Regions from separate parts of the Homo sapiens genome. Here region 2 is linked to region 1. The links are chromatin loops, found by intact Hi-C in ENCODE. Cell type or tissue: ovary. All regions are shown on one strand. Links, peaks and the distances in the headings refer to the core of each region. The heading gives the core; the rest is flanking DNA.

Region 1 (15,132 bases), core at 7,173-9,672:
CAACCACAATTATCTCTGTCACCAGGAACCAGGCTTACCCTCTTTAATATAAAGACTTGTTAGCAAATTATTTGGGAATTTCAAACTCTGTGAGTAGAAATCACCTTGCATGAGAAGGCCAGGTTGGGAAGTGTGTCTAAACCAGGGGTCACCCAACTTTTTCTGTAAAGGACCAGATAGGAAATATCTTTGGCTTTGAGGGCCACATGGTCTCTGTCACAACTACTCAAATCTGCCATTGTAGCATGAAGGCAGCCATAGACAGTACATAAACAAATGAACACAACTCTCTTCGGAATAAAACTTTATTCCAGCCGGGCGCGGTGGCTCACGCCTATAATCCTAGCACTTTGGGACACTGAGGCAGTGGATCACCTGAGATCAGGGGTTTGAGACCAGCCTGGCCAACATGGTGAAATCCCCTCTCTACTAAAAATACAAAAATTAGCCAGGCATGGGGGCACATGCCTGTAATCCCAGCTGCTCGGGAGGCTGAGGCACAAGAAATGCTTTAACCTGGGAGGCGGAGATTGCAGTGAGCCGAGATCGTGCCACTGCACTCCAGCCTGGGCGACAGAGTGAGACTGTCTCAAAAAAGAAAAAAACAGAAAGACTACAAGTTCTCCAAACACTTGGAAACTAAACATCACACTTCTCTCAATACAGTGACTTGAATGCCTGAATGTAGATGAAAATACAGCATATCAAAACTTGTGGCCGGGTGCAGTGGCTCACGCCTGTAATCCCAGCATTTTGGGAGGCCGAGGCAGACAGATAACCTGAGGTCAGGAGTTCGAGATCAGCCTGGACAACACGGCAAAACCACATCTCTACTTAAAATACAAAAATTAGCCAGGCGTGGTGGTGAATGCCTATAATCCCAGCTATTCAGGAAGCTGAGGCATGAGAATTGCTTGAACCCAGGAGGTGGAGGTCGCAGTGAGCCAAGATCATGCACTGCACTCCAGCCTGGGCAACAGAGTGAGACTCTGTCTCAAAAAAGAAAAAAAAACTTTATTATACTATTTGAATTTCATATAATTTTCATGTGTTATGAAATATTATTCTTCCTTTCATTATTTTTCAATGATTTAAAAATGTAAAAACCATTCTGTATGCTTGTAGGCCATATCAAAATAAGTGACAAGCTAGATTTAGCTCACACGCTGATTTGTCAACCTCCGGTCTAAACTAAAAAAAATGTTTACTGAAAGAAAGAACATTGAAAATTTGAAGAATACAATTGAATTATCACTCTCCTAACACTCCCCACCCCAATCCCTAATTTCTCAGCTCACTGTTTGGCTGCTATAGACCTCACTCGGTGGTCAACTCTATAATGTTATCTTGACAGATTTTAATGGTGCTAGCCCTTTCTAAATTAAAATCTGCTTTATGTCTTTTTTTTTTTTTTTTAGACGGAGTCTCGCTCTGTCGCCCAGGCTGGAGTGCAGTAGCGCAATCTCAGCTCACTGCAAGCTCCGCCTCCCAGGTTCACGCCATTCTCCTGCCTCAGCCTCCCAAGTAGCTGGGACTACAGGCGCCCGCCACCACGCCCGGCTAATTTTTTGTATTTTTTAGTAGAGACAGGGTTTCACCGTGTTAGCCAGGATGGTCTCGATCTCCTGACCTCGTGATCTGCCCGCCTCAGCCTTCCAAAGTGCTGGGATTACAGGCGTGAGCCACTGTGCCCGGCCTGCTTTATGTCTTTTGAAGAAAAGGCCCCCAGTTCCAATAACTTTTAAAAATTTTGCAGTACATTTTCTTAATTTATGTACATATATTCAAAAATTTCAGCTGGGCACGGGGGCTTACGCCTGTAATCCCAGCACGTTGGGAGGCCGAGGCAGGCGGATCACTTGAGGTCAGGAGTTTCAGACCAGCCTGGCCAACATGGTGAAACCCCGTCTCTACTAAAAATACAAAAATTAGCTGGGCATGGTGGCAGTCGCCTGTAATCCCACTTACTCGGGAGGCTGAGGCTGGAGAATTGCTTGAACCCAGGAGGCAGAGGTTGCAGTGAGCCGAGATCGCGCCATTGCACTCCAGCCTGGGCAACAATAGTGAAACTCCGTTTCAAAAAAAAAAAAAAAAAAAAAAAATTTCAACTACCCAGATAAGTCAACTTGGTATCTTAAGAATAAAAAGATATATACATGTACAAAACAAGTCCCTTTAAGATAAAATACCATTTGCAGATAAGACCTCTTAAGAGTAAAGTAAATCAATAAGAGATGCTTTTACTATGAAATACACAATTCTTTCTCCAGATAGAAACTCAAACGATTTAAAAAAACGATTTCCCATTGTTTTATCTGCTGCTGTGAGTTGTTTCCACACTGAAATTTTTACCCACATGTACCCATTATACATTTACAATAACGTTCATGTGATTTAAAGTAATCATCCCAATTTATTAGAAGGAAAAACAACCTTTATCCCAGGTTTTCGTAACAACGTAACATGCCTTATATGTGAGGCATGTAAACCTCACATATAAGGTTAAACACACAGAAATGACCCCAAACTTACTGAGCAAGTTCAAATCCACTGCACACCAACTTTTAATACTGTGCTAACAGAGGGCAGGCACTGTACTGGCCACCAGAAAGAGGACAGACAAGGAAAAAACTGAGAAACCAAGTCCTTTGGCTCCCACAGAGCCAGGGTCACAGGACCAGGTGCACCAAACACTGTGGCTTGGGTGATCACAGCCTAAAACTGTTAACCAATGATGTGTGACAAACCAATTAGAGGGGGGTTTGAGTTAATCCCAAGATCAATCAAATAGGATATGGGTGTGACATGAAGGAGGGTTACTGTTAAACCCTCACCTCTGGTCAGATCAATGCCCATGGCAAAGGAGCAGTCAGACATGGAAGTTAACATACAAGTCAGTACTGACTTTGAAGGCAACAAAAAATGAGGGAAAATGAAATGGCAACAAATTTCCCTGGGGAGAAATCAAAGGGTCTGGTAGATAAATGCCAATACATGTTAAATCCCAAAAAAATGTATTTGGCCTCCCCAGCAGAGGTTCTCAACCCCCATTACACATGGGAATCATATGGAGAACTTACAAAAATCCCAATGTCCAAATTGCACCCATTACCAATTAAGTCAGAATCTCTCTTTTGGAAGAACCAGTTTTTAGATGGATTGCTTTTTCTGTTTTTCTGTTTTTGATTACATTGACTTTTGTTCTTTTATTATTTCCTTCCTTCACTTACTTTGGGTTTATCTTGCTCTTCTTTTTCTAGTTAAAGTGGGAGCTTAGATTATTCATTTGAGGCCTTTCATCTTTTCCTCATATAAGCATTCAGTGCTCTAAATTTCCTTCTTAGCACTCATTTAAGTTACGCCCCACAAGTTTTTCTTTTTGAGATGGAGTTTCGCTCTTGTCACCCAGGCTGGAGTGCAGTGGAGCGATCTTGGCTCACTGCAACCTCTGCCTCCCGGGTTCGAGCAATTCTTGTGCCTCAGCCTCCTGAGTAGCTGGGTGCCTGCCACCACACTCACCTAATTTTTGTATTTTAAGTAGAGACAGGGTTTCGCCATGTTGGCCAGGCTGGTCTTGAACTCCTGACCTCAGGTGATCTGTCCGCCTTGGCCTCCCAAAGTGCTGGGATTACAGGCGTGAGCCACTGCGCCCTGCCACGAGTTTTGATATGGTATATTTTCATCTACATTCAGGCATTCAAGCCACTGTACTGATGAGAAGTGTGACGCTTAGTTTCCAAGTGTTTGGAGAACTTCTTGTAGTCTTTCTGTTTTGTTTTGTTTTTTTCCTTTTTTGAGACAGAGTCTCACTCTGTTGCCCAGGCTGGAGTGCAGTGGCACGATCTCAGCTCACTGCAACCTCCGCCTCCTGGGTTAAAGCAATTCTCGTGCCTCAGCCTCCTGAGCAGCTGGGATTACAGGCATGTGCCACCACGCCCGGCTGATTTTTGTATTTTTAGTAGAGAGGGGATTTCACCATGTTGGCCAGGCTGGTCTCGAACTCCTGACCTTAAGTGATCTGTCCGCCTTGGCCTCCCAAAGTGCTAGGATTAGAGGCGTGAGCCACCACACCCAGCCGTCTTTCTGTTTTTGATTTCTACTTTGATTCTATTATGGTCTGAGAATATACTCTATATGATTTCACTTCTTTTCCATTTGTTGAGGTTTGTTTTATGACCTGGGATGTAGTCAACCTTGGTGAATGTTGCTTGTGCACTTGAAAAGTAAGTATATTATGCTGTTGTTGGGTGAAGCATTCTATAAATGTCAATTAAATCTGGTTGACTGGTGGTGTTATTTCTTCTATATCTTTGCTGATTTTCTGTCTACTGGTTCTATCAATTACTGAAAGAGGGGTATTAACATTCTCAAGCATAATTGTGGGTTTGGGTTTGTCTATTTCTCAATTCAGGTCTGTTGGGTTTTGCTTTGTGTTCTTTGAAGCTCTGTTATGTGGTGCATACACATTTAAAATTGCTATGCCTTCTTGGTGGATCGACCCTTTGTATCATTCTTTTAGTCCCTGGTAATTTTCTTTGCTGTGATATCTAATTATCTGATATTAGTATAGCCACTCCAGTTTTCTTTTGATTGGTGTTTGCATGATATTTTTTTTCCATCCATTTACTTTTTATTTTGAGATACGGTCTTGCTCTGTCACACAGGCTGGAGTGCAGTGGCACAATCGTAGCTCACCATAACCTCCAATTCCTGGGCTCAAGCAATCCTCCTGCCTCAGCCTCCCAGGTAGCTAGGACTACAGGTGTGCACTACTGTGCCTGGTTAATTTTCCATTTACCTTTAAACTCACTGTATCATTACTTTGAATTGGAATAGACTGAAATGTGTCTACTCCATCCTGTCTGGAATGGGAAGTTTGCTCTCTGCACTATTTTTGCAACTCCTGTCTAAATTTATTATCTCAAAATCTCTTAACTCAAAATAAAAAATTAACTCAAAATTTAAAAATTAACTATTAAAAAAGCAAGTATATGATAAAAAGAGCAGTTTATTAATGTTCCTACATATCTGGAAAGTATTAATTTGAGAAAGAGAAAGAATCAACCTATCATTTTGTGAGATTTTCACTTACTGTACTCTTCCAGAGTGAGGAAACAAACAGGCTAAGAAACGGGTAAAACTTACAAGCCTGGGGATAATTGGGAGGCTGACCCCCTATCTGTGGGCCCAGAAGAAAGCAAGTCACTTTGTAACAAGGAAGTATATCTATTTTTCCTCAAAAGATAAATATTCACCACACCTGGTATTCCTGGTTTTGCCTTGGGAGCGGGGAGCTGTTTTCTCAGTCCTTGCATTTTCTAGTCTCCCTGCCTGGATTTTAGTCATTTCACTACTTATTAGCATTCTGAAAGGTTAACAGAATTTAAAATGTGTAACTCGAGAAGAAATAAAAGGCTAATCAGTTAGTTACAACACTTGTTAGTTCTGTAAAAGCAATGATGAGTGAGAAAGCTGGAAAGTACTGACTAAAATATGGCTTTCTGAGAATTAGTTGAGTTCAGTCATTTTTGCTGTTCATGCTCCAGTAGCCGCCCCAGGAAGCCAGATTTGGAAACAGTACCTGAGTCATTTGAGACAAAACAACAAGTTACCCCTGAATTGTTTTAAATGTTAACGAAAGAGATCACTAAAAGATCTAAGTCATGGATGGAACCTAATTACCTCCCCTTGGCCCTAGAAAACCAAAAACATCCAGATAGGAATATGAAACACAGAAGAAAGCAGGTTTTTCCTTTCTATTCATTTCTCCTATTATCTTAGCCCTATTTTAATTATTCTGAGTTAACGCCATTTTACAAAAATGGACAGATAAAAAATTAAACTCAAAATTTTGAAACAAAGACTCTTTGTTGCTGTGTGTGGAAAGTGACCATCTTGTCAAAAAAATACCTGTGAGCCTACAGCATGATTGATTGTTCAATGTGATGAAACTTTCCTGGACCCTAAGCCTCAATATTTTGTTATCTGAAAATCTGCAGTTTAATTTCATCCTTCAAGATCAAAGGCAAATAAATTAACTTGGTCTAGTGATTCCACAAATCTCTAGAGAGCTGCCAGGCAAGGCAGATCCACAGAATAACTCATTAACTTATAATGCTTAAAGCAACTTTGGGAAAACTGTTAGGAATTGAACACAGGCTAAAACTCCTGAAGGCACTCACCAATGTATCTTTCTACACAGTTGACCAGAAAACAGCTAAGCTCTGCTTGACTACTCCAGTGACCAGGAGCTCACTATCTAACAAGCAATTTATTCTAATGTCTAGACAGCTCTAAACATATGGATGATTTTCTATGAACAGAAAAAATCTGCCTTTTAACTTCCAAATTCTGCCTTTATGCTGGATTTCTTTCTGTTAACAGGTTCCAACCTCTCTACCTTTATTCCCAAACCATCTCTTGACCCTACTTCATTTTTCTCTAGCTAATATCCACTTTCTTTCTTTCTTTGCCTTCTCTTGCAAACTCCTCAAAAAGTAGTTTACAGTCTGTAACTCCTTCCTTACTCTCAATCTCTCCTTAATTGCTTCTATCTCACCAGAATTCTTGGAAAAATGTGCATACTTCCCAACCCTCATCTTTAAGTATCTGTATGCTGCATTTGACACGCTGATCACTCTGGCCTTCTTGAAACTACTCCTTTGGCTTCCAGAAGCTTTTTTCAAGTTCCCTGTGTTGCTAACACTTTTTTTCTTCCTCTAACCATCTTGTAGGTGATGGTGGTTCCCTGAAGTGCCCTACCCACATGCTTATGGCTCCCAAAACAAGGTCCTCTGGTCCAGAGCTGGAGATAGAAAGGAAAGGCGAAAGAGACAGGAAGGTAGGAGGGAAAAGCAAAGCAAAGAAGGAAGGAAGAAAGAATAGGAAAGATACATCAACAAAAAGAAAAAAGTCCTGACAACCAGATACATCAAGCTGGAAGACGATCAACACTGAGGAAACTATGTTCTGTTTTCCACTAGTTCTTCCTACCTTCTAACTGGTCTCAGTTGGCACCTTCCTCTATGCCATCACAAAATCTAGAAAAATCTCTGAACTCTTTCCTATATCTTACCCTGGAACATCCAATCAATTATTAAGCCCTGTCAGTTAACCTCTAAAATAATCTTCCAAATCAATGTTCCTTTCCCATCTCAGCTGTCATTTTCTTAGTTTAGGACCTATCTATTTCCTCAAACCTAGAATGCAAGAGCAGTTTCCTAACTGGCTTTAAAAGTCCTAATCTTGTTGTCCCCAAATTTACCCTCCACCCAACTGCCAGAGACCTATCTAAAACACAAATTGGATCATGTGCCTCCACGGTCAAGAGATTTCAATGGCTGTCCTTTGCTCCTAGGATCTTTATTAAGGTCCTCATCAAGGCCAACACAGCCCTCCACAATCAAGCCATGTCTACTTCTGCAGCTTTATCCCTCACCACATTCTGCCCCAGTTTTATGCTCAAACAATGCTGAACCTCTGCAGTTCCTACCTCTAGGCTTTATACCATCCCTTCTCCCAGGAGGACCCTCTTCTTGCTTCCTCACTTTTAAAACATATAAACTAATTCTTATAAGGCTCAGCAAACAGGAGCCTTATCCTTATAAGGCACAGCAAATCTCTTCTAGGATGCCTCCCCTACTATGACTCACCCACACTTTGACAATCAACAGCAGTATGCTCTCAGAGTGGCCTGTGTATAGTACCATCACTAACTTAAAGTATTTTTAACCACTAATATTATCAAATCTCCGAGAATGAGTTCCTACCAGGTATGGACTGGACTTTAAAAATTTTGTAATGGATGTTATTCTTCCTTTATCTCTTTGAAAATCTTCCAGATTTAGACAGTGAGCCAATAATACATTTGTCCCTGGTCCTAAGTCTCTCTCTGCTCTCCTGCCTGCCACTCTGAACAGAAGCAACATCTTTTTACTGTCTCTGTTCATGGGCAATCTCTGACTTCACAGTCAGGGATCATTTCCTCCATTCACTGAATGTTTTAATCCCATTATCTACAGAAATACAATTCCCAGCCATCTCTACCTTTTTCTGGACCTAAGAGTCCAGAATGTCCATAACTATAGGCCTGTAACTAATAATCCTCACTTATTGTCTGATCTGTTTCTGGTCCAGAGATTTATACTTTCTTGACCACAGATATGTCTAATTTTTTACTTTATTATCACTTTTAAAGAAAGGAGATATGAATTTAAAGTATGAAATCAGAGCCATCTTGACGAGAAGCCCTCAAGTTTAAATTTTATGACTATTACACAACCTTTTAGATCGGGGTCAGCAAACTACAGCCCATGGGCCAAATCTAGCATACTGCTTATTTTTAGTATGGCCTGGAGGCTAAGAATGGTTTTTACATTTTTAAATGGTTGAAAACAATTTAAAAAATATTTTGTGACATATAAAAATTATGTGAAATTCATATTTCAGTGTCCATAAACTTTTATTGGAACACACCCATGACCATTCACTTATGCTGTTCCAGTTACTGACTGTTGTGCAACAAACAACTGCAAAATTTAGTGGCATAAAACCACCACCACTTTATCACTTCATGAATTTTGTGGGTCAGGAATTCAGATAGGCACAGCAGTGATGACTTTTTTCTACTCCACAATGTATGGGACCTCAGTTGGGAAGATTCAAACAGCTGGATCATCTGGAGACGTCTTCACTCATCTGGCATCTTTGACTGGGATGGCTGGGCTTAGCAGAGACTACCTCCAGAGTGCCTATCTAAGGCCTCTCTGGCATAGGTGGCTTCTCAATAGTCAAACTTCTTACATGGCAGCTCAGGAGTCCTAGTATGAGTGTTCCAATGAACAAGGCAGATTGCCTTTTATGATTTAGCCTCAGAAGTCTCATACTCTATTGTATTGAAGTAGTCACAAGCTCACCCAGATTTAAGTGGAAGGAGGCACAGATCCTACCTCCCGAGGAGAAGAGAATAAAAAAATTTGCAGCTGTGTTTTAAACCTTCATTTATGGGTTTCACATCATTTTATTGCAAGGATCCAGGATTAATGACTGATTTAAAATGTGATACACATCCAGGTCTCAGAGCATCCAAGCTTCAAAACAATTTAGCTTCACAAGAGGACCATCATCAGGGTCATGACATGTGAACAATTTTAATACTTTCCTATTTGCTTCTGGTCAGTCTTTAATTCCAAACACATAGAACACATGTGTTTTTAAGTGTTATAGGAGTAGACTGGTGCCTTAAAAAAGAGTAATTTGTATCTGTGTGATAGATAGCAAAAATGGCCCCAATTCTTTATCCATGCCCTTTCCTTATGGATGCTCCTTGAATCTGGACTGGCTTTGTGGCTTGCTTAGGGCAATCGAGTACAGTATGAGGTGATGGTGTGCCAGTTCAGAGCCTAGGCCTCAAGAGGCCTTGCTGCTTCTATTCACTCTTAGAAACCTGACCAACTACCATGAGAACAAGTCTGGGCTAGCCTGCTGCAGGATGAGAGATGCATAGCTCTGTGCTCCTACCTCCTACCACTGCCCCAGTTGACAGCCGTTGGACTTCAAAAGCAGAGCTCCCTGCTGACCTGTAGTTGACCATAGGCATAAGGGGAGACCAGCTGAGAACAGCAGAACTGCTCAGCTGAACCCAGCCCAAATGACTGACCCATAGAATGAACTAAGTAATTACTATTTTAAGCCACTAACTTTTGAAGTGGTCGTTATACAGCAATAGTTAACTGACAGAATTTGAAACACAGCTTTTAATGATTAACTGTAGAGTGGAAATTTCATCACAAACCTCAGTCGTACTACACTAAATCACTTTGGGTACTAATTTTCCAAAGTAGGCATTACTGCTGGGATCCACAGAGGAAGGCACTGTAGCTAATGCCAAGATCACAGATGGGTCAAGCACTTGACCCAAAAGAAGTACATAACAGCAGCCATACGAGTAGCAAATGTCACTCTATCTGGAAGTTTCTAATCCTGTCTGATGCCAAGGCAGCCATAAGGTACCTCCCCTGTCCAGAGATAAGCGTGGCACCTGCAACCAGTGGTTAACTATTTAACTGGAATGTCAGAGTAACACATCAGAGCACCCCTATAATCCCAGCACTTTGGGAGGCCGAGGCGGGTGGACCACAAGGTCAGGAGTTCGAGACCAGCCTGGCCAACATGGTGAAACCCCGTCTCTACTAACAATACAAAAATTAGCTGGGCGTGGCGGCAGGCACGCATAATCCCAGCTACTTGGGAGGCTTAGGCAGGAGAATCGTTTGAACCTGGGAGGCAGAGGTTGCAGTGAGCGGAGACTGAGCCAGTGCACTTCAGCCTGGGAGACAGGGCAAGACTCTTTCTCCAAAAAAAAAAAAAAAAATTAGTTTATATTAGGTTGAACCATATGAAACTGCCATTGTTGCAAGTCAAAATGTTTGCATATCAGCAATTTCATAGGGTTCAATCTAATACTGCAGGATTTGGCTCATGAACAAAAATAAGCAAAAAATAAAAGCTTCCTTCCTTTGCTTCTCTTAGTCTCCAAAGCCCTCACATATTCTAGAGAAGTTTAATTCCTATGAACTTTTAAGGACATATATTAAGAAATACATAAAGCCTCGCTTATAAATACATTTTTTTTTCTCAATTCAAAACACCTAGTTTCCTTTAGGAGTTGTATTCCACTTACCAGACTTAAGGTAATTAGCCTGTGGGTCCCCAGTGGAGTATTAGGTCTCTCTACCTACATCTCAAATTTCTAGATCAGATCTGAGCACCCTCTTTTCATGTGCCATTTGTACACGGCGAACCAGGATTCCAGAATGTTGTTTAACACAAGAGGAGGTTGTTGACAAAAAAGTATTCTGATTATTACTATCAGTGTGTGCTTGGTGTCAGTGGGGGGAGGATATATTTGATTTTATTCTAGTTTCTGCTTTTTCTGCCCCAGAGTTGCAACCAGATGGCTAGACTATCATCTCTGGGTCTCTTGTCAGTCAGAGCAGGAGAAGCCTAAGAGGCAGGATTCCTACCCCTGCATATGTGACTAGAGTGGTGAGGCAGTTTTCCTCCATCTTCCTGGGCAGCCACAACAAGACCCTGTGAGGAGGCGCAGGTGCTTCGAATAACTGGCACTCTCCCAGGCCACAGCCGAAGCCACATGCTCAGAACAGAGGCTCAATTTTAATCCTTCTGAGACACCATTTCAGGGATTGGCCAATATACAAACATGTAATCAATGTAATGCTTTTGTGTGCTCGTGTGGGTCTTGAGCTTGTGAATTTTTTGCATTAACGGTTTTAGAATTTTCTGCCTAGAAATTTTTAGAATTACCCAAGTATAAACGCAGTCTTTTTTATGGTAAATGTTATTTCATGAGAAACACTGCATACATAATTTCAGCTTCAATGGTCAGAAGATCCTGTGCTTTCAAGCTTACTGTTAGAAATGCAAAACAGGGACACCAAAACTCCATCATCCCACCTCAGTTCCCTCAGTACAGGATGTTTCCCTCCTTCAAAGGTTTTTTATAAGATCTTTCGTCCAGTGTATTTTACATAACCAGCTTTCTCTATTTCCCAAAGAAAATTATTGCACAGTCTAATTAAGTTTTCCCTTAGGAAACACCACTCCTGACACACAAAGGAAGACAAAACAATGGTGGCAGACTGTGGAAACAGAAATATTTCATTTTTACCAGCTGAAAAACTATAAAAATTAAAACTACCCCTAAGCTATTAATATGCAACGATTTGAAATATCAGCAATTCACAGGAGACTGGTAAAAAGTCCTTTGTTCATTTACTGTTTTTATCAAGTTCTGAATTCAGAACCCCACATAACTACTTTGACAACTGATAGCATCACAACCACCTAAAAACAAGTTCAGAGCGTTCCGTTGTAGACAGTATAAATGATGCTTGTTTTTGCATGATCTGTCTCAGAAGTACAGCCAAGGAGGAACTAAGTCTCACATGTTCACTCTCACAGGGCCCATCAAAGAACTCAATAAAGATCTGATGAAGGAACTTAGGCTGGAATTTGGAAAATGTGGATAACACCAATTTCTAGTCCATTATCATATTATTTTTATTATAATGGCTTTGTAGTAAGTTTTAATTTGATAAAGCAAACTCCCCTCACAAATTTTCCTGCTTCTGGGGCATTTATTCTTTCCAAAATGCAAACCTGATTATGATACTTGATGTAAAACCCTTCTGTTGCTTCCCAGTGCTCACAGACTCCCTTTTAGGCCCCTGCAGAACTGCGGTTTAGTAGAGTGGAGAGTGCGAGTTTAGGGTGAAATCTGACTGCTCAACAGGAGAGTCACTGCCACCATCAGAGAACCTCTCTCTCTGACCTGGTTCCTTACCAGGCTCACTCTCTCCTTTAAATATGCATTGAACAAATAATGGTTTTTGCAAGGGTGCTGTGTAAGGGGTTCCCAAGATCACCCCTAGGTTCAGTGATTCACAAGGAAGACTCACAGGATTCGGCATATAATCATACTCATGGCTATGATTTATTACACTGTAAGGATACAAAGCAAAATTAGCAAAGGGAAAAGGCTCATGGGATGCAGTGCAGGGGAGACAAGGCACAAGCTTCTAAGAGTCCTCTCCTAGTGCATACACAGAACACAATTTCCCTAGCAACAAGTTGTGATGATACATGTGAAATGTTGTCTACTAGGGAAGCCCACTAGAGACTCTGCCCCAGGGTTTTTATTGGTGACTGGTCACATAGGCACCCTCTGACTGGTACAGACCAAAATTTTAGACTTCAAGAAATAAAGCAGGTATTCAGCATAAACCATATTACTTGTATAAACAATTCCGGCACAATGAGCCACCCTTATCCGTTCTGGGAAGGTCAAGAACCATCCCCAAAATAAAGTTCTTATTCGCCAGCCCAGAGTCAACCTTGTAAGCAGGCCTTTTCAAAGTCAGGTCTGCTATGATAACATTTTTTTTTTTTTTGTTGCACAGATGCCAATCATTAGCTTGGCTGGGCACCTACACATTCTGCCCAGACCTGGATGGGGTAAACAAAACTGTGACAGTACTCTGAGCAGGGGACTAAGGGAACAGGAATAGAGGAACACCCATCCTTTTCCAGTGGCTTGAAAGAAGGGGCAATGAGGACTGCTTCTTGGGAGAGGCAATGCCTGAGCCCAGTTTGAACATGATAGATATTGTGGTGTCCATAGATTTAAATGCTAACCAGGTAAGTGAGCTTGGTAAATTAATGAGACTAAGCTGTATCTCAGAAAGTGAGTTACCCATATGGACCAGGGCTATTAATCACTTTGATTCCCTGCTTTAAACTTTGTATGGCTTCTAAATCTCCTGCAAAGCATGCAGCTCTGTCAGAGGTGGTGCCAACCTAATTTTCCAGTCCTACCTGTGATACTCTGCCCCTTCAGTCTCTGTGGTCCCAACATCCGGTATTCTTTTCAGTGCCTGGAGTATGTTCCTTTCTACCTCCAATACTATCCTACCCCCTACTCTGGACTGCTCATCATCACCCTATCCTACTTCACATGGCTATCTCCTAGTCATGTCAGATTTCAATCCAAACAACATTTCCTCAGGATAGCCTTCTGTCCCCTACCCCAGAGTAGGTAGGGACCCATGTCATTTGCTTCCCAGCACCAAGTAACTTCTCCTTTATCACTGTGGGCACATTAAAGTCCATTTCCTTACACATTGACACTTCAAGAGGGCAGAGACTATGCCTGTGTTGTTCACTGTGATAACCACAGAGCCTAACACGGTGCCTGGTACATACTGGGCACTCATCAAACATATGAATGAAGAATGAATCAGGGCTCACTCCCCTTCCCCAACACTACACACCTCCTGTGTCTAAGGCACATGGCCTAAGCTAGGTCGACAAGTCAGCCAAGTGTTTTGACAGAGGTATTGGGAAAGAGGCACTGCATTGCTACAGATACAGTCTGCCTGAGAGTGAAACTAAATCACAGGAACACACAGGTGAGAAAAGGAGATTTGGGGCTGCAATAACAGCCTGGATGTTGCCATTCCTAAAGTCAGCAGCCTGTGGACTTCATTTACCAGTAAACCCTCTTTCTGTTACTTAGGCTAATTTAAGTCAGGACTCTGAGATGTATAACTAAGAATCCTTATAGAAAAATAGTAACTGGAATTAGGCACGTGGTTGGTCCTAAAGAACAAGAGAAAGACTACCAGGAAGCCTAACTTGTGATGTCCCAAGCTACTGGCCTAGGGAGTCCTTACAGTTCCTTAAATTATAAAAAGGGTTGGTTATTGTTCAGGGAGAAAAGATGCCCTGGCTGGGAAGTAGAGCACAAGCATCCTGGCTGGTCATTATCCTAAAAACTACTTTATTTGTGGAAACTCAAACCAGATCTCCCAATAGGCTACAGAGAGACAAAAATCTCCCTTATTTTCAATGGGGGTAGATATAATTATTGCAAATAAAAAGCTTGAATATCACTTCAAACTAGATTCTAAACCACATTAATAAAGCATTGGCTGGATAAGCACTTGAAAAAGAAAACAGTCACTAGCAGCCAGCATAGGCTCTCTAAGAACATGACACACCCAACTTACTTTAGGCTCTTTTCTGTTCCAGTCACTCATTTATTGAGAAAATTGTTTATAGGTACAGTAATACGTGGAGGCAGCTGACAGGATTTTCCTGCTGATAGATTAAAAAAAATGCAGGCTGCAGGCAGGTAATCCTGAAGGTAGGAGTCTTCTGGTGGGACACAGAGCTATGCCCTTGGCCCTATCTTGATCAAAACTTTGATGAGTAACATAGATGAATTTAGGGTTATTGACCCTAAGAGGGATAACATTCATCAAAGAAAAGAGGAGAATTCAAAAGCAAATATTATAAGCAAAAACAGGATGAAATTTAACTAGAACATATGTAAAGTCACTGCAATTAAATTGTTTCCCAAATACAGGATGATAGCAGTTTCAGCTTTTGATGTCAGTAAACACCACAGTTTAGTGATGCAGCTACTAAACTCGGGCTGAATTCAGAAACATAATGTCTACCTCAGTTGGACAACAACTGGACAACCATGTTCCAATCTGAGTACCATTAATGGTGACCAATGAAAGTGCATCCAGAGAGGGGAACCAAGAC
Region 2 (15,132 bases), core at 6,038-8,537, 420 kb before region 1:
CATGGTGGCTTATGCCTGTAATCCCAGCACTTTGGGAGGCTGGGATGGGCGGATCACTTGAGCTCAGGAGTTCAAGACCACCCTGACCAACATGGTGAAACCCCATCTACTAAAACTACAAAAATCAGGCTGGGCATGGTGGCTCATGCCTGTAATCCCAACACTTTGGGAGGCTGAGGCAGGTGGATCACCTGAGGTCGGGAGTTCGAGACTAGCCTGACCAACATGGAGAAACCCCGTCTCTACTAAAAATACAAAACTAGCCGGGCATGGTGGTGCATGCCTGTAATCCCAGGCTACTCGGGAGGCTGAGGCAGGAGAATCACTTGAATCCGGGAGGCGGAGGTTGCAGTGAGCTGAGATCGTGCCACTGCACTCCAGCCTGGGCAACAAGAGCGAAACTCTGACTCAAAAAAAAAAAAAAATTAGCAGGGCATGGTGGTGCACGCCTGTAGTCCCAGCTACTTGGGACGCTGATGGACGAAATCGCTTGAAGAGAGGTTTCAGTGAGCCAAGATCACACCACTGCACTCCAGCCTGGGCAACAGAGTGAGACTCCATCTCAAAAAAAACAAAAACAAAAAAAAGACTGCAAAGTTTTCTTGTTCAGTAGGCTCAGTAGGATTGCTGACAGGCATGCCTACTTTCTAAAACTTGTATTGATATTTTCTTCTTTTTTTTCTTCCTTTTATTCTAATACGTATTTATTTATACTTAGAAGCATCCTAAAATACACAGGAAACAAAGGCAACAAGCAAATAAATAACAAATAAATAAAGGGCAAATTGGGAGCCGGGTGGCGTGGCTCATGCCTATAATCCCAGCACTTTGGGAGGCTGAAATGGGCAGATCACTTGAGGTCCAGAGTTCAAGACCAGCCCGGCCAACATGGTGAAACTCCATCTCTACTAAAAATACAAAAATTAGCCGGGTGTGATGGTGCACGCCTCTGGTCCCAGCTACTTGGGAGGCTGAGGCAGGAGAATTGCTTGAACCTGGGAGGCAAAGGTTGCAGCAAGCCGAGATCGCACCACTGCACTCCAACCTGACGACAGAGCAAGACTCCATCTCAAAAAAAAACAAAAAAAGTCACATACTGTATACTTTCATTTATATAACACTCGTGAAATGACAACATTCTAGAGATAGAGAACAGATTAGTGTCGGGGTTAGGAACCTCGAGGGGATAGATGGCAGGAACAAGGGTAGCAGGTGTGGTTGTGAAAGGGCAGCAGGAGACATCCTGGGGTTGTGTCAATGGCCACATCCTGGTTGTGATATTGTGCTATTGTTCTGGAAGGTGTTACCATTGGAAGAAACTGGATAAAGCGCACATACGATCTCTCTGTATTATTCCTATAATTGCATGGGAATCGATACTGATCTCAAAATCAAAGTTTAATTTTTAAAAATGCATAGCTCACCTAGGATGGTTGTATAACTGCTTTAGACTGTGGCTATGCAGAAGTAACCAGAGAGCGTCGAGAACAAGGTCAGGTAGGAAGGAATCTCCTGGACACAGAAGAGAACAAGCAAGAACATGGTGGTGGGAGCCACGCTGCCTGGGTTCAAATCTTGGCTCTGACTCACACTCGTGCTATTACTCTGGCTAAGTTACTACCTTCCTCTGAGCCTCAGTCTTGTCATCTGTGAAATTTGGGTGAATTCATACGTGGAATCATGGCCGGGTGCAGTGGCTCACACCTGTAATCCCAGCACTTTGGGAGGCCGAGGCAGGTGGATCACCTGAGGTCAGGAGTTTGAGACCAGCCTGGCCAACATGGTGAAATCCTGTCTCTACCAAAAATACAAAAATTAGCTGGGCGTAGTGGCACGCACCTGTAATCCCAGCTACTCAGGAGGCTGAAGCAGGAGAACGGCTTGAACCCGGGAGGCAGAGGTTGCAGTGAGCCAAGATCGTGCCACTGCAGTCCAGCCTAGGCAACATGAGCAAGACTCTGTCTCAAACACACACACACACACACACACACACACACACACACACGGAATCGCTTAGGGCAGCACTGATACAGAGCTAGCACTCAAGAGTTTGTTATTCTTTCTATCATTTCACCTAGGAAGGGTGTGCTCAACTGGAAATGCTAGGTGGACTGGACTTAGAGTAACACCGTAAAATCCATCATGTGAATATTTAGCTCATGGGAATTTCTCTCTTCATGCTCTGGGGTAACTAATATATATTCTATATACTTACTTGTATGACTATTCAGATCTGCTTCAGTAATCATTATTCCAATTTATATGATGAGAAGAATATAAATTTGTAAATACTTAAATACTATTATTTAATTAAATCTTCAAAGAGTTATGAGAGGCAAAGAAGGAACCTTCTCAACTGAATAACACTAAAGTGATGACACGTAAATGCTAAACATAATCCTAAATTGGATCCTTTTGCTATAATGGACGCCATTGGGACATCCAAACACGATGCAGTCCATTCGCCTTGGAACTGCCATCCACAAACCAAGCATCTTTTTGTTGGTCAGTTGAGAGCTGGAGCATTGTCCAGTCGATGACAGAACCGACCAGCTCCTCCTCCATCAGTCCCGGCGGAAAGGAGTCTACCTGGTTGTGAAAACCGCTAATTCCGCACTCCCCTGGCAGCATATTCTTGTACGAACCATTTCCATGTAATTATGGAACTACTCTGGGCACTGCACTCCCTATTGGAGCGTTACACCATCACCCAAGACATCATGGATATTTTAGGTTTCAAAATTATTTTATGTCCTTCAATCATAAGGGCACTTTCAATTAATGTCTAATCCAAGCTCAACTGGAAATTCTCTAGTCCAAAGTCCCAGGTTACCACTAGGAGGCGCTCTTAGGCTTTTGCCATAAGCGCCGGTCTCTGCTCCACAAAGGGCTATTGTACAGGTAATCTGTCTGTGCGGCACCCCAGGTTCTATTGTATACTTCGTGGGCTTCGGCAATCTTACTGGTTCCCGTTTAGCATGTTCAAGTAATACTGGTTGAAGGGTGAATTTACAATACTAGAGAGGGGAAACATTCCACAGTCAGATACAATTTCAATCTCCATAATACATTGAGGTAAAAGAGATGCAACCATTTCAAATAAAGCCTGTTCAAATCTACAAATTTTCCAAACTTCCACCTTAATCCCATCAACCCTTACATTCCTCCATTGGGATTTCATCAACAGGTTTGAGTGTCACAATACTAGTTAAGGGAAGTGTTCCCTGTCAGTCATAATATCCATTCCCATAAAACATTCAGCTAAAACCTGTTTATTTTTATTTTTTAAAAAAAACTTATTTATTTATTTGAGACTTTGTCTCGCTCTGTCACCTAGACTGGAGTGCAGTGGCGCGATCTCGGCTCACTGCAGCCTCCTGAGAAGCTGGGAGTACAGGCACATGTCACCACACCCAGCTAATTTTTTTTTTTTTTAATTTTCAGTAGAGACAGGGTTTCACCATGTTAGCCAGGCTGGTCTCAAACTCCTGACCTCAAGTGATCCACCCGCCTCGGCCTCCCAAAGTGGTGGGATTACAGGGGTGAGCAACCGCACCCAGCCACAAAGCCTGTTTAAACACATTCCAATTTTCACCCAAATGTACACCTTAATCCTATCAACTGTTACATTTCTATATTCTCCCAGTCTAGTTGTAGCCCATGTTACAGCTTCACTAATGGATTTTGGTACCTCCGTGTATGAGGCTTCCATATAAAGGGGTCCCAGAAAGTTCTCTTTTCCTCCCATTTTACCCAGAAACTTCTCTTCACCACCCATTTCATGTGCACAAAGCTTTGGGTCCCCATCCCGGGGTGGAGCCAAAGAACCTTTGCCCTTGGTCTTTTTTTTTTTTTTTTTTTTTTTCTGAGACAGAGTGCAGTGGTGCGATCATGGCTTACTGCAGGCTTGACCTCCCCAGCTCAAGTGATCCTCCCACCTCAGCTTCACAAGCAGCTGGAATTACAGGCGTGCACCACCATGCTCAGCTAATTTTTTTTATTTATTATTTTTTTTTTGTAGAGATGGGATTTCGCTATGTTGCCCAGGCTGGTTTTGAATTCCTGGGCTCAAACGATCCACCTGTCTCAGCCTCCCAAAGTGCTGGAATTACAGGTGTGAGCCACCAAACAAAGCCCAGCCATCCCATTTCTTTTTTTTTTTTTTTTTTTTTTTTTTTGAGACTGAGTCCCTCTCTGTCACCCAGGCTGGAGTGCAGTGGTGCGATCTCAGCTCACTGCAACCTGTGACTCCCGGGTTCAAGCAATTCTCCTGCCTCAGCCTCCCAAGCAGCTGGGACTACAGGTGCCCGCCACCACGCCTGGCTAATTTTTTTGTATTTTTTAGTAGAGATGGGGTTTCACCATATTGGCCAGGCTGGTCTCAAACTCCTGACCTTGTGATCCGCCCACCTCGGCCTCCCAAAGTGCTGGGATTACAGGCATAAGCCACTGCGCCCGGCCATCCCATTTCTTAATAGCCACTGAGAGATTTCCACTTTGCTGGTAGACTTGACCCTTCCCTAGGCTTCTCCCCATTTTCACGTTAACTTAATGTTTTCATTAGCAGCTGTGGGATCCCTGAAGGGAAGCTGAGGCAGCAAATTCAATGAGGCTTTTGGGTCTATTGCTGTATTTTGCAGCTGTAAGTTTACATGGGGTGCCTATGCAAAAAGACCCCTTAACCATAGCTGAATATGGCCTGGGTAATGGGCATATTCAGTGGGTGAATATCATAGGCACCATAAAGCCAGTCCCACATGGCCTGCATATGAAGCCTATCAGCTGCTTCATCAGGGGTGCTCCTCTTGGCATATGTTACACAGTCCTATACTTAGGGTTGTGAAGGAAAATAAATCTCAGGACTCCAAAATCATTAAGCCAAAGGGTGTTAGGCAAACCTGCTTCACATTTTATTCCCAAATAAGATAGCTACAAAGATTAAAAAAAAAAAAAAGGCTACATGCCTCCCTCGCAATTTGCCCACAAGAAAAGACCTTGTGGGCCTCAAGACCTTTACCTTAAGATGTTCTGGGCTGGGTGCGGTGGCTCATGCCTGTAATCCCAGCACTTTGGGAGGCCGAGGTGGGCGGATCACGAGGTCAGGAGTCCGAGACAAGCCTGTAATCCCAGCTACTCGCAGGCTGAGGCAGGAGAATCGCTTGAACCCGGGAGGCAGAGGTTGCAGTGAGCTGAGATCACGCCACTGCACTCCAGCCTGGGCAACAGAGCGAGACTGCGTCTCAAAAAAAAAAAAAAAAAAAAAAAAAGTTCTGTTGAATTTCACCCTGGCAACGTAAATTGATAGCTTATCTTCACAGGTGCAGGATGACAAAGGACAGACAGAACTCAATGTCCTCCCTCTGCTCACCTGAGACAAATGGGTATCTGATTGCTTCCTCTGCCCTGTTGTTTCATTAGGCAGACTATTCTATCCCCTCTCACATGTAAATTATGTATTCAGTGAAAAGCTGATCAAAGACCCAAGAGAATGCAACCTTTTGTCTCTTATCTACCTGTTACCTGGAAGCCCCCACTTCAAGTTGTCCCGCCTTTCCGAACCGAATCAGTGGACATCTAACACATACCTTGGGCACCTGTTCTCAGTATCTCCTGAGTGCTGGTTTGGAATAAGTCTCTTCAAATATTTTACAGAATTTGACTCTTTCCGCTGACAGGGTAAACACACTTTACAGTGGCTTTGAGCAAGTCTGGCATGCTAGGTCTTCCCTCATGAATAACTTCTTGTGTTTTTGTGTGTCTGGCTCAAGTACAGCCATCTGTGATTGGTCACTATGAGCTGTGGGTCCTGCATCAACCCAGACATGCTCTTCCACTCTACAGCATTCAAAATCAAACATACTACCCCTATCATTTAGCTACTCTCACAATCCATTTCAGTAAAGGATTTTCTGGCACTATTAAGTGATTATAGTAAAGTCACAGGATACAGGCTTAATAAAAGTCAATTGTTTTCCTATATACCCGAAATGAACAATTGATATTTAAAATTAAAAACATAATACCATTTACGTTAGCACCAAAAAGATAAAATATACATAAACCTAACAAAATATGTAGAAGACATACATGAGGAAAATCAAACAAAATTTGACATGAAATATATCAGAATATATAAGTAAACAGAGAGATATTGCATGTTTATTGACAGAAATGTTAGAGTAATTAGGTAGTTAGGTAGTTAGACATGAGCAGAGCAGGAGAGCACCCCCCCTCAAACCCCACCAGGAGGTGATGGTCAGGCAGTTGTTAAAACTGTCTCTCTAAAATAATAATTGCTCCCTGCTCCTCCTCCTGCTCCTCTTCCTCCTGCTGCTCCTCCTCCTGCTGCTTCTCCTCCTCCTGCTCTTTCTCCTTCTGCTCTTCCTCCTTCTCTTTCTCCTCCTCCTCCTGCTCCTCCTCCTCCTGCTCTTTCTCCTTCTGCTCTTCCTCCTTCTCTTTCTCCTCCTCCTCCTGCTCCTCCTCCTCCTGCTCTTCCTCCTTCTCTTTCTCCTCCTCCTGCTCCTCCTCCTCCTGCTCCTCTTCCTCCTCCTCCTCCTTCTCTTTCTCCTCCTCCTCCTGCTCCTCCTTTTCTTTCTCCTGCTCCTCCTGTTCCTCCTCCTTCTCTTTCTCCTCCTCCTGCTCCTCCTTCTCTTTCTCCTCCTCCTGCTCCTCCTTCTCTTTCTCCTCCTCCTGCTCCTCTTCCTCCTCTTTCTCCTCCTCCTTTCTCTCCTGCTCATCCTCCTCCTCCTGCTTCTCCTGTTCCTCCTAAAAAAAAAAGAAAAATAATAATAAAAAAGAAAAATAATAATAATAAATAAAAATAATAATTGGTTGCAGCTGGCGCCAGGGAAAGGCAGTCTCTCAACAGATACCAAAAAACCTGAAACTGGTGATCAGCAGCTTCCCAATAAGATCTCAGGAGTTGGGCCAGTGGGCTCAAGACATGTGCACTACGATGCAAAATGGCCGAGTTTAACTGGTATATAACCTTCCTTTAGGAACACTCCGCTGGTAAGGGAAAAACTCCTCAAGTGAGCATGCGTAGAACTTCAGTAACCACAATGCGCATGCGGCCCCTTCTCAAGCGCTGACAAGCCACAGCACATGCGGACAGCCCACCCCAAGGTAAGAATCAAAGGAGGGGTAATATAGACCCAGGAAGCATAAAACCCCAAGTCAAAGTCAAACCGCACATTTGATCTCTGAAGTCGCCTGCTTGGCCCTCTTCCAAGTGTAGTTTGCTTCCTTTCATCCTTGCTCTAAAGCTTTTTAATAAACTTTCACTACTGCTCTAAAACTTGCCCTGGTCTCTCACTCTGTCTTATGCCCCTCAAATTCTTTTTTCTGAGGAGGCAAGAATTGAGGTTGCTGCAGACCCGTATGGATTCTCTGCTGCTAAAGGGAAGACTCAATACTGTTAACATGTCAATTGTCCCCACCTTGATCAGGAGATTCAACATAATCCCAATCAAATTCCCACCAAATTATTTTGTGGCTATCAACAAACTGATTCTAAAGTTTATATGGAAAGGCAAAAATCCAAAGTAGTCAACATAGTACTAAACAAGAACAAAGTCAGAGGACTGAGACCACCCAACTTCATGACTTACTATAAAACTAGACTAATCAAGACAGAGGTATTGGTGAAAGAATAGGCAAATAGATCAATGGAATAGAATAGAGAACCTAGAAATATATATACACACAAAAACAGCCAACTGATCATTGACAAAGGAGCAAAAGAAATTCGGTGAAGAAATAAGTCTTTTCAACAAATGGTGCTGGAACAACTGGACATCCATATGCAAAAAAAAAAAAAAAAAAAGCATCTAGACACAGTCCTTATATGTTTCACAAAAATTAACTCAAAACTGGGAGGCCAAGGCAGTGCATCACTTGAGGTCAAGAGTTCGATACCAGCCTGGCCAACATGGTGAAACCCCATCTCTACTAAAAATACAAAAATTAGTCGGTTGTGGTGGTGTGCACCTGTAGTCCCATCTGCTCCAGGGGCTGAGGCAGAATTGCTTGAACCCAGGAGGCAGAGGTTGCAGTGAGCCGAGATCGCACCACCGCACTCCAGCCTGGGTGACAAAGGCTGGAGTGCAGACCCTGTCTCAAAAAAAAAAAAAAAAATTAACTCAAAATGGATTATAGATCTCTATGTAAAATGAAAAACTATAAAATTTCTATAAGATAACAAAGAAGAAAATCCAAGTAACCTTGGGTTTGGTGATGAGTTTTTAAATACAACACCAGCCAAGTGCAGTGGCTCATGCCTGTAATCACAGCACTTTAGGAGGCTGAGGTGGGTGGATCGCTTGAGCCCAGGCGTTCAAGACCAGCCTGGGCAACCTAGTGAGACCCCATCTCTATAAAAATATATATGTATATGAATACAACACCAAAAGTATGACCTGTGAAAGAAAAAAAAAACAGTACGTTGTGCATTATTAAAATTAGAAACTTCTCTTCTGTGAAAGACGCTGATGACAGAATAGACAAGCCACAGACTGGGAGAAAATATTTGCAAAACACTTATCTCATAAAGGACTTGTATTGAAACTACCGTTGTAAAATTATAATGAGAAAATTATTACAGTGAAAGAGATCCAACCTAAACCAACTCCGTCTTGCTTCTAACCTCCAAACTACCCTTGTTCATTCCTGGGCACAGACCAAACTAACTTTGAGAGGAACTTAGTTTTTTTTTTGAGACAGTCTGGCACCGTCGCCCAGGCTGGAGTGCAGTGGCACGATCTCGGCTCACTGCTACCTCCGCTTCCTGGGTTCAAGCGATTCTCCTGCCTCAGCCTCCCGAGTAGCTGAGATTACAGGTGCAGGCCACCACGCCCAGCTAATTTTTATAATTTTGTAGAGACGAGGTTTCACCATGTTGGCCAGGCTGGTCTCAAACTTCTGACCTCAGGTGATCTGCCTGCGTCGGCCTAAGTGCTGGGATTACAGGCATGAGCCACCGCGCCCAGCGTGAGAGGAACTTGGCTTATAGTTTAACGTTGAAACAAAGAGGATAACAGCCCTTTCCCAAAACAAACCCCCTTCCTGCCTGGGGATTAGACTGCCTTTGTAGGACTAAGAAATTAGCCACAAGATTAGAAGTAATGATTTAGGAGTCATGCAACTAGAGACTACAAAATTCTGACTCTAGCCAAATTGTTCCTGGGAATAACATCACAATTGTAAAACCTAAGATTAGTGCTTGAGATATTTTGCAGACTCTGCACTTAATTGATCAGTTGGGACCACCCAGATCCGTAAACTGGCTCGATCTGGTCTTGTGGCCCCCACCCAGGCACTGACTCAGCACAAGAGGACAGCTTCAACTCCTATGATTTGATCCATGACCTGACCAATCAGCACTTCTAACTCACTGGCCCCTACCCACCAAATTATCGTTAAAAACTCCGATCCCCAACTTTTCAGGGAGACTGATTTGAGTAATAATAAAAATTCCAGTCTCCCGTACAGCTGGCTCTGCGTGAATTATTCTTTCTCTAGTGCAGTTCCCCTGTCTTAATATCAGCTCTGTCTAGGCAGCGGGCAAGGGGAACCCATTGGGAGGTTACAGTATCCAAAACGTACAAAGAACTATTAAACTCAACAATAAGAAAACAAACTACTCAATTAAAAAGTGGGCAAAAGATCTGAAAAGATGACCTCATCAAAGACATTCAGATGGTAAATAAGCATATAAAAAGGTCCTCAACATCATGTCACTAGAGAATTGCAAATTAAAACAAGGAGATAGGATCACACACCTATTAGAATGTGGTTTTTTTTAAAAAAAAAAAAAAAAAGGCTGGGCATGGTGGCTCACACCTGTAATCCCAGCACTTTGGGAGGCTGAGGCGGGAGGATCATTTGAGGCCAGGAGTTCAAGACCAGCCTGGGCAACATGGTGAAACCCCATTTCTACTAAAAATACAAAAATTAGCCAGGCATGGTGGCACATGCTTGTAGTCCCAGCTACTCTTGGGAGGTTGAGGTGGGAGAATCACCTGAACCTGGGGAGGTTGAGGCTCCAGCGAGCTGTGATCATACCACTGCACTGTCTCAAAATAATTAATTAATTAATTAAAAAGCTGACAATACCAAATGCTGGTGTAACTGCCCAATGGCTTCACCTTGCCTGTTACCCAGACAGAGCAGATTTATTAAGACAGAGAAACTGCAATAGAGAAAGAGTAATTCACACAGAGTAATTCACAAAGACCCAGAGTTGTATTAATACTCAAATCAGTCTCCCCGAGCATTTGGGGATCAGAGTTTTTAAAGGATAATTTGGTGGGGTGGGGGGCAGGGGTAGGGGAGAGCCAGTGTAAGCCGGGAGTGCTGATTGGTCAGGTCAAAGATGAATCCGTAGGGAATGGAAGCTGTCTTCCTGTGCTGAGTCAGTTCCTGGGTGGGGGCCACAAGATCAGATGAGCCAATTTATCGATCTGGGTGTTGCCAGCTGATCCATTAGGTCCAGGGTCTGCAAAATATCTCAAGCACTGATCTTAGGAGCAGTTTAGAGAGGGTCAGAATCTTGTAGTCTCCGGCTGCATGACTCCTAAACCATAATTTCTATCTGGTGGCTAACTTGTTATTCCTACAAAGGCAATCTAGTCCCCAGGCAAGCAGGGGATTTGCCTTGGGAAAAGCCTGTTAACATCTTTGTTTTAAACTACAAACTAAGTTCCTCCCTAAGTTAGTTCAGCCTATGCTCGGGAATGAACAAGGACAGCTCGGAGGTTTGAAGAAAGATGGGGTTGATCAGATTAGATCTCTTTCACTGTCTCAGTTACAATTTTGCAATGGTGGTTTCATTGGTGAAGATGAGGAGTAACAGTAATACTCATTCATTGCTGGTGGGAATGCAAAATGGTGAAAAACTTGGGAAGACAGTTGGGAAGTTTCTCTGTTTTTTTTTGAGACGGAGTTTCACTCTTGTTGCCCAAGCTGGAGTACAATGACGCGATCGTGGCTCACTTCAACCTCTGCCTCTCAGGTTCAAGCCATTCTCCTGCCTCAGCCTCTCAAGTAGCTGGGATTACAGATACCTGCCACCACACCCAGCTAATTTTTTGTATTTATAGTAGAGACGGGATTTCACCATGTTGGCCAGGCTGGTCTCGAACTCCTGACTTCAGGTGATCCACCTGCCTCAGCCTCCCAAAGTGCTGGGATTATAGGTGTGAGCCATTACGCCCTGCCTGGGCAGTTTCTTATAAAGTTTATAAAGCTTATATGACATAGCAATTATGCTCCTAGTTATTTAGCCAATTGAGTTCAAAACATGTTCACACAAAAATCCGCACATGAATGTTCATAGTAGCTTTTTTCATCATTGCTAAAACCTACAAACAATGAAAGTGCCCTTCGGTAGGTGAAGGAATAAGCAAACTGTGGTACTTCCAATTCATGGAACTATCAAACCACAAAAAAACATGGAGGAACCTTAAATACAAATTGCTAAGTGAAAGAAGCCAGTTTGAAAAGACTACATACTGCATGATTCCAACTACATGACATTTTAGAAAAGGCAAAACTAGACCTGGCATAATAGCTCACATCTGTAAATCCCAGCACTTTGGGAGGCTGAGGTGGGCAAATTGCTTGAGCCCAAGAGTTCAAGACCACACTGGGCAACATGGTAAAACCGTGTCTCTATAAAAAATACTGAAAATTAGCCAGACATGGTGGCATGTGCCTGTGGTCCTAACTACCCAGGAGGCTGAGATGGGAGGATCACCTGAGCCTGGGAGGTAGAGGCTGCAGTGAGCAGTGATCACACCATGGCACTCCTGCCTGGGCAACAGAGTGAGGCACAGTGTCAAAAAAAAAAAAAAGGCAAAACTACAAAGACAGTAAAAAATGAGTGGTTGATAGAGGTTCGGGCAGAGGGAAAGGCAGGATGAATCGCTGAAGCACAGGTGAAACGGAATGAAACTGTATGAAGCTGCACTGGTGGATATATGTCATGATCTATTTGCCAAAACCCCTATGTACAACACAAAGCAGTGAGCCTTACTATAAACTGTAGGCTAAAATTAATAGTAATATATCACTATCAGTTCATTAATTTTTACAAATGTACCACACTAATGCAAGATGTGAATAATAGGGAAAACTGCACCAGTTGTGGGGGGGGTTGAGGAGGTGACAGCATATGGAATTATAGGTACTATCTTAACTTTTCTGTACCTCTAAAACTGTATTAAAAATGATTATCAGCCAGGCACCATGGCTCATGCCTATAATCCCAGCACTTTGGGAGGCCGAGGTGGGTGGATCACAAGGTCAGGAGTTCAAGGCCAGCCTGGCCAACATGGTGAAACCCTGTCTCTACTAAAAATACAAAAATTAGCCAGGCATGGTGGTGCACACCTGTAATCCCAGCTACTCGGGAGGCTGAGGCAGGAGAATTACTTGAACCCGGGAGGCAGAGGTTGCAGTGAGCCAAGATCGTGCCACTGCACTCCAGCCTGGGTGACAGAGCAAGACTCTGTCTGAAAAAAAAAAAAAAAAAAAAAAAAAAAAAAAAAAAAGATTGTCAGCCGGGCTCAGGGCTCACGCCTGTAATCCCAGAACTTTGGGAGGCTGAGGTCAGGAGCTTGAGACCAACCTGGCCAACATGGTGAAACCCCATGTCTACTAAAAATACAAAAAAATTAGCCAGGCATGGTGGCGGGTGCCTGTAATCCCAGCTACTTGGGAGGCTGAGGCAGGAGAATAGCTTGAAGCTGGGAGGCAGAGGTGGCAGTGAGCCGAGATTGCATCACTGCACTCCAGCCTGGGTGACAGATCGAGACTCCATCTCACAAAAAAAAAAAAAAAAAAAAAAGATTGCTGGGCGTGGTGGCTCACACCTGTAATCCCAGCATTTTGGGAGGCCAAGGCGGGTGGATCACCTGAGGTCAGGAGTTGGAGACCAGTCTGGCCAACATGGTGAAACGCTGTCTGTACTAAAAATACAAAAAATTAGCAGGGTATGGTGTTGGGTGCCTGTAATCCCAGCTACTCAGGAGGCTAAGGCATGAGAATCGCTTGGGCCGGGGAGGCAGAGGTTGCAGTGAGCCAAGATCACATCACTGCACTCCAGCCTGGGTGATAGAGTGAGACTCTGTCTCAAAAAAAAAAAAAAAAAAAGATTGTCTATTAATTCTGTTCTATATGCACTTGGCATACAATCCCACAATTGTTCTCACATGCATTTACCCCACTGTGTAGGAGTAGAAATACAAACACAGTTTCTCCTACTAGACTCTCATAACATGCTGTGACAACAGATGAGTGAGGGATTTTCCTCACACATCAAGCAAGAGGTCAATTCTGCAGTAGACAACAGCTGGGTGTCCTCCAATTCAATTCCATTCTGACACTATCTGCCAGGATATAGCATCAGGTCCCACAGGTTGAGGGCTCAGTTCTGAAGACTACCCCCACTTCAGACTCCAGAGCTTCGTACTGACCAGCTACAAGTCAAGCTTCCCACAATCCCCTCCTAGGGTTCAATTAATTTGCTAGAGTGGCTCATAGAACTCAAGGAAAGGCTGGGAGTAGTGGCTCATGCCTGTAATGCCAGCACTTTGGGAGGCTAAGGAGAGAGAATTGATTGAGGCCAGGAGTTCAAGACCAGCCTGGGAAACAAAGTGACACCTCATCTGTTAAAAAAAAAAAAATTTTTTTTAATTAGCCGGGCGTGGTGGCACACACCTGTGGTCCTAGCTACTTGGAAGGATCACTTGAACCCGGGAGGCTGAGGCTGCAGTAAGCAAGCTGTCACTGCACTCCAGCCTGGGCGACAGAGAGACCCTGCATTTAAAAAAAAAAAAAAAAAACTCAGGGAAATGTGGAGTCCTAATTAGGGAAAAGGAGTTGCTCCAGGACATATAAACAAAAAGAAGATGCAGATAAGTTTAAGTTATAGGTCTGTCTTTCTTTATGGCCCAGGACATATAGTCTTCTTGAGCAAATAATGTACATAACTCACAAACTTCCTGCTTATCATCAAACACTCCAATTCATCATCAAACACCTTGGCTGACAGAAGAATGCAAGTTAGCTCCCTGCTACCTTGGCGTTATCAAACAGCCCAAGAACCATCCTATAAAATCTCCAGCAAGCCTTCATTTCCTCGAAGTCAGTTCCTCTTTTGCTGATTCTACCTGTTGCTCTCTTGCAATGTATTTTCCTCCTTTCTCTAATAAATCTGCCTTTCTTTACCTACAACTGTCGTGGTAAATTCTTTTACCTGTGAGCCACCGGCCCAGACAGTGGCCGCTCACCCTCAACAGGAAACACAAAACTGACTATGTTTACTGATTTATTATAAAGGATTTTTTTTTAAGACAGAGTCTCGCTCTTTTGCCCAGGCTAGAGTGCAGTGGTGCGACCTCGGCTCACTGCAACCTCCGCCTCACAGGTTCAAGTGATTCTCCTACCTCAGCCTCCCGAGTAGCTGGATTACAGGTGCCCGCCACCACACCCAGCTAAATTTTGTATTTTTAGTAGAGATGAGGTTTTATCATGTTGGTCAGGCTAGTCTTGAACTCCTGACCTCAAGCGATCCTCCCACCTCGGCCTCCCAAAGTGCTGGAATTACAGGCATGAGCCACCGTGCCCCACCTGAGCTTTATTTTTTGTAGTAATGAGGTCTCACTTTGTTGCCCAGGCTGGTCTTGAATTCCTGAACTCAAGCAATTCTCCGGCCTCTCCCACCAATAAAGGATATTTTAAAGAATACAAATTCAGGCCGGGCATGGTGGCTCACACCAGTAATCCCAGCACTTTTGGAGGCCAAGGCAGGTGGATCACCTGAGGTCGGGAGTTTGAGACCAGCCTGACCAACATGGAGAAACCTCATCTCTACTAAAAATACAAAATTAGCTGGGCGTGGTGGCATATGCCTGTGATCCCAGCTACTTGGGAGGCTGAGGCAGGAGAATCACTTGAATCCAGGAGGTGGAGTTTGCAGTGAGCCAAGATCACGCCATTGCACTCCAGCCTGTGCAACAAGAGCGAAACTCCATCTCAAAAAAAAAAAAAAAAAGAATACAAATAAATCACAGCCAAATAAAGAGATACATAGGGCAAGGCATGTGGGAAGGGGCCTGGAGTCTTCATGCG

Evidence for each region. Peaks named below come from ENCODE experiments on the same cell type or tissue, not always from the same donor. Only the 100,000 strongest peaks of a DNase experiment are listed, where the experiment ranks them.
Region 2: it touches region 1 in a loop (5-fold over the local background); 1 of 110 quality-filtered maps calls a loop at or near these places.

The regions. Positions count from the first base shown.
Region 1 is chrX:46,958,079-46,973,210 of GRCh38, reverse strand. All of the region lies in intron 1 of JADE3 (jade family PHD finger 3), which reads right to left. Among named protein-coding and RNA genes, the nearest start is that of JADE3, 53 kb to the right of the region's middle. RefSeq lists an enhancer at 9,393-9,572. In ovary, for the core only: no CTCF peak of the experiment used is centred there; no DNase peak of the experiment used is centred there.
Region 2 is chrX:47,372,418-47,387,549 of GRCh38, reverse strand. All of the region lies in intron 1 of ZNF157 (zinc finger protein 157), which reads right to left. Among named protein-coding and RNA genes, the nearest start is that of SNORA11C, 8.7 kb to the left of the region's middle. RefSeq lists an enhancer at 5,915-6,414. In ovary, for the core only: no CTCF peak of the experiment used is centred there; a DNase peak (open chromatin) is centred at 7,079.